Linked DNA regions of Homo sapiens: region 1 is linked to region 2. Evidence: chromatin loops called from intact Hi-C (ENCODE). Cell type or tissue: lower leg skin. All regions are shown on one strand.

Evidence for each region. A loop is a pair of places that touch in the nucleus more often than their neighbours do. Peaks named below come from ENCODE experiments on the same cell type or tissue, not always from the same donor. Only the 100,000 strongest peaks of a DNase experiment are listed, where the experiment ranks them.
Region 1: it touches region 2 in a loop (12-fold over the local background); 106 of 110 quality-filtered maps call a loop at or near these places.

Annotation. Positions count from the first base shown.
Region 1 is chr7:55,278,819-55,281,318 of GRCh38, reverse strand. No RefSeq gene overlaps it. Among named protein-coding and RNA genes, the nearest start is that of ELDR, 24 kb to the right of the region's middle. In lower leg skin, a CTCF peak has its summit at 1,182 (motif pointing left); a DNase peak (open chromatin) is centred at 1,198.
Region 2 is chr7:55,414,102-55,416,601 of GRCh38, reverse strand. All of the region lies in intron 6 of LANCL2 (LanC like glutathione S-transferase 2), which reads right to left. Among named protein-coding and RNA genes, the nearest start is that of LANCL2, 50 kb to the right of the region's middle. In lower leg skin, no CTCF peak of the experiment used is centred here; a DNase peak (open chromatin) is centred at 1,241.

The DNA.
Region 1 (2,500 bases), 140 kb after region 2:
TAACAATAGCTGAGACCTGGCCAATCCCAGCAGCCATTCTTCAACCATTCATGCACTGCTGAGTGTTCAAACGGTGTTCAAATAAGGCAAACACCAACCTGTAACCAATCCAGCTGTTCTGTACCTCACTGCTGATTTTTGTATGTCATTTCCCTTTTTTTGACTATAATTTTTTTCTGACCACAAGGAAACCCTGGAGTCTCTCTGAGCCTGCTGTGATTCTGGGGACTGCCCAATTTGTGAATGGTTCATTTCTCAAATAAACTCTTTTAATTGGCTGAAGTTTTTCTTTTAACAGTTGTATAATTTACGCAATTTCCAAATTCGCACTACTATAAATAAGTGTACAATGAATATTCTGTTTTCTTTTTTCTTTCTCTTTCTCGTTCCCTTTTTTTTTTTTGAGACAAGTTCTCACTCTGTCACCCAGGCTAGAGTGCAGTGGTGTGATCTCAGCTCACTGCAGCCTCGACTTTCTGGGCTCAAGTGATTTTCCCACCTCAGCCCCCAAGTGGTTAGGACTACAGGCTTGCACCACCATACCTGGCTAACTTTTGTATTTTTTGTAGAGACTGGGTTTTGCCATGTTGTCCAGGCTGGTCTCAAACTCCTGAGCTCAAACAATCTGCCTGCCTTGGCCTCCCAAACATATATTCTTGTTGACTTATTCACTTCTAATCTTACAACAAATTCCTACATATAAAGTGATCATATGACATTTTGAGGGCTTTTGATGAACACTGCTGAGTTGCCTTTCCCAAGGACTTTCCTACCTGTGGGGGATAAGGGGTGGGGGTGAGGCAGGGGAGGCTCCTAAAATCTTGCCAGGCAATGGCTACAGCTTCTGAGCCTCCCCTGGAGAGGATCATTCTGTAAGGGCCTCTCAGGGGTGGATCTGTCTGAGGCACTTGGAGAGGATCATTCTGTAAGGGCCTCTCAGGGGTGGATCTGTCTGAGGCACTTGGAGAGGAAATCAACAGCCCCATGTCAAGTTCATTGCTTCACATCTTTCCTCTTGGGGCTTTCCTTTCTTCCTCACCCGGGCTGAGCTTTCTGGGTCTGGGTCTGCAGGAGGGGGTTGGTGGGGTGGGAATGACCCACTTCTTCCCATCTCAGGGAGGTCTGACCTCCCTGGGCAGCACAGGAAGAAGGCAAGCCTGCCTGGAACCCCCAATAATTAGGAACCACTGCCATCTAGTGTCGGCATTGCTGTGAAGATTTAAATATTAAAACCCACTCCAAGCCCTGAAGAGCACCGCCTTCCCCATGGGCACCCCTCAGGGACCCTACAGGCTACAGCAGTGCAGGCCTGAGCTAGAAAATGCTCATTAGGAGAATTAAACATCTGGGGAAGGAATATGAAAATCTAATTTAGAATGGCTTGGGACTGCCAGAGAGGAAGTGGGGAGTCCAGAGAGAAGACTGAAGAGAAATTTTCTTGAAAGATAGATCCCATTAATTAGAGGGTGGCAGCAAATCTAGCGTTAAGGAAGAAACAAATATCTGGGGAAAACACTTCTTGGGATGCCTAGGAGGTGTACGGAATCTCCCATGAGCCTCAAGACGGACCCGAGGCTTGCAGAGTTAAAAGAGCCCTCCCAGCTCACTCAGGCCACTTGGGAAGAGCCATTGGTGCTGCTGTCCCCAGGACTCTGCTCTGAGACCTGCCCTGCATTCCAGCCTGGGCCCTGCTCTGAGACGCAGCCTGGGTTCTTCTCTGAGATCTGCCCCATGTTCCAGCCTGAGCCCTGCTCCAAGATCTGCCCCGTATTCTAGCCTGGGCCCTGCTCTGAGACCCACCCTGTGTTCCAGCCTGGGCCCAGATCCGAGATCCAGCCTGGGTTCTTCTCTGAGACCTGCCCTGCGTTCCAGCCTGGGTCCTGCTCTGAGACCTGCCCTGTATTCCAGCCTGGGTTCTTCTTGGAGACCTGCTCTGTGTTCCAGCCTGGGCCCTGCTCTGAGACCTGCCCTGTATCCCAGGCAGTGTTCTTCTCTGAGACCCGCCCTGTGTTCTCTACTGGGTTCTGTCTCTCTGACTCAAAATGGCGGTGGTAGTGCAGTTTCTTGGGCGGCGGGGGAAGAGGTTAGAGCTGTTCAGCCCTCGGGCTGCTGACACCACTGTGGGCTACAGGGGCAGCTTTACTCCGGGGATTCAAACCCCATTTCAGCCACCTTTTTATTTGTTGTGGAAACTTAGGTAATTTCTTAAACCTCTCAAAGACTCAGTGTAATAGGGTGAATAGTGACTCTCAAAATCCATCTCCACCCAGGACCTCAGAATGTGACAAATTTCTGTATTTGGAAATAAGGTCTTTGCAGATATAATTAGTTGAGTTCATCCTGGATTTGGGTGGGTCTTCAAATGTGATTTATAAGATGACAGAAAGAGACGCAGAGACACACAGAGGGGAAGCCCGTGTGCAGGAGGGGCTGGAGCGATGCGTCCACAAGCCGAGGAGCCGAGGGATTGCTGGGAGCCACCGGAATCTCAGAAGAGGCA
Region 2 (2,500 bases):
GGTAAAACACACGAAGAGACAGGCTGGGCACAGTGGCTCACACCTATAATTCCAGCACTTTGGGAGACCAAGACAGGAAGATTGCTTGAGTCCACGAGTTCGAAACCAGCCTGGGCAAAAAACAAGACCCCTACAAAAATAAAAAGATTTAGCCAGGTGTGGTGGCACGTGCCTGTAGTCCCCAGCTACTTGGAAGGTTGAAGTGGGAGGATCACCTGAGCCCTGAAGGTCGAGGCTACAGTGAGCCAAGATCCACCACTGCACTCCAGCCTGGGTGACAGTGCAAGACCCTGTCTCAAAAAATAATAATAATAAGAAGAAGATATGAAGAGACAGTCAACAAAGGAAGATACACAATTGGCCCATGAGCACATGCAACATTAATCAACCCTGGTCAATCAGGAAGATACAAATAAAACCACAATGAAATACCCACCAAAATAATTAAAATTAAAAAGACTTTCAACATCAAGTGTTGGCAGATGCAGAACAACCAGAACTTGTGGAAAAAGTGGCAATTTCTAAAACTAAACATACACCTACCCTCCGATCCAGTAATTCTACTCCTAGATATTAACCCAAAAGAAATGAAGACATGTGTCTCTAGACAGACCTGTGCAAGAATGTTCATAGCAGCTTGTTCCTAATAGCCAAAACCTGGAAACCGATGAAAAACAATGATAAACTGGCCGGACACAGTGGCTCATGCCCGTAATCCCAGCAGTTTTGGAGGCCAAGGCAGGCAGATCACCTAAGGTCAGGAGTTCAAGACTAGCCTGGGCAACATGGTGAAACCCCGTCTCTACTAAAAATACAAAAAATTAGCCAGGCATGGTGACGTGTGCCTGTAATCCCAGCTACTTGGGAGGCTAACACACAAGAACCACCTGAACCCAGGAGGCAAAGGTTGTAGTGAGCCAAAACTGCGCCACTGCACACTCCAGCCTGGGAGACAGAGCGACACTGTGTCTCAAAAAAAAGAAAGAAAAACAATGATAAACTATGGTACATTTATTTAAGTGATGCTTAAAATTAAGAAGGTATCAGAATCTTGAGTAAGGAGGAAAAAAAGTATAGCTTAAAAAAACTTTTCAAGTAATTCTGATACCCCTAGAAAAACATTCCATGTTTCAAATAATCAACTTGCAAACAAGCTTCGGGAACAGAATTTGTATGAAAGCATTTTCTGACATATATACAATAGTTGGCCACCAGGGGGCACTCCCAATGCAGTTCTCTCTGGGGCTTCCCAGGGCAGGCGTGTGGGCACAAGCAGTGATGCTGTGGCTGCTGCCAGATTCAGTTCAGCATCTAAGGACTGCACTCGTGTCACCCTGGTGGGGGTATTATATGCTTTTTTTGGACATTGCATTTACCTTTCCAAATACAATCTCATTTAACAAATGTATTTGTTTACAGTGGCTAAACCCACACAAATTCCTAATGCCCTAGAACTCAAAACGTGAATAGAAGGAAGAATTTGCCACCATTACCCATGATTTTTTGTCAGATGTAATTTGTTAGAAAATCATTCACAATTAATAAAATTCCTAATACAATGTAGAATATTGTTAAAACCTTGCCTTTTTCTTTTCTTTTCTTTTTTTTTTTTTTTTTTGAGGTAGGGTCTTGCTGTGTCACCCAGGCTGGAGTGCAGTGGCATGATCATAGCTCACTGCAACCTCCGCCTCCCAGGCTCAAACCATCCTTCCACCTCAGCCTCCTAGGTACCTGGGACTACAGGTGCGTGCCACCACACCCAGATAATTTTTGTATTTTTTTTTAGTAGAGACATGGTTTTGCCATGTTGCCCAGGCTGATCTCCAACTCCTGGGCTCAAGCAACCCTCCTGCCTTGGCCTCCCAAAGTGCTGGGATTACAGGTGTGAGCCACAGTGTCTGGCCAAACCTTTACATTTTAAGGCCATCTAAAATACCACATAACTTTAAATTAACAAGTAATACACGTTCCTACACAGAAGAGTATATACCCTACTAAATACTAACACATGATGAGCATCTACAGGGAGGGAAAATAAATTTTGTGAGTCTGGACTGAACTTACAGTTTTCTTTGTAAAGGATAATTAATAATATTTTTTCAAGTACTTGAACACTTTACACCTTCATAAGCATGCCTGAACAACTTAGGACTTCATATGCCAGGAGAAGAAAATGTTAGAGCTTGTTATTACATAAAACTTGAACATTTCCTACCTAATTTTAAGAGACAGCTTTAATAAATGGAGGCCCTCTCAACTTAACTGTAACTTGAGAGAAAACAGTGTAGAGCTGTACTTCCCTAGTTTTGCCTCCCCCACTGAACCCCCTGCCTTGGTCAAACACAAACCTCGCCCTCTGCTCAGAGACGCAAACAGATGTGCAGACTCCACGGCGCAGGGTCTGTTTCTCCGCTGGCAGAGAGCTTTAGTCTACACTTATTTTCTGTAGTTTATACTATGAAGAAGATGTATTTTTACCCCCAATTCTAAGACCATATTA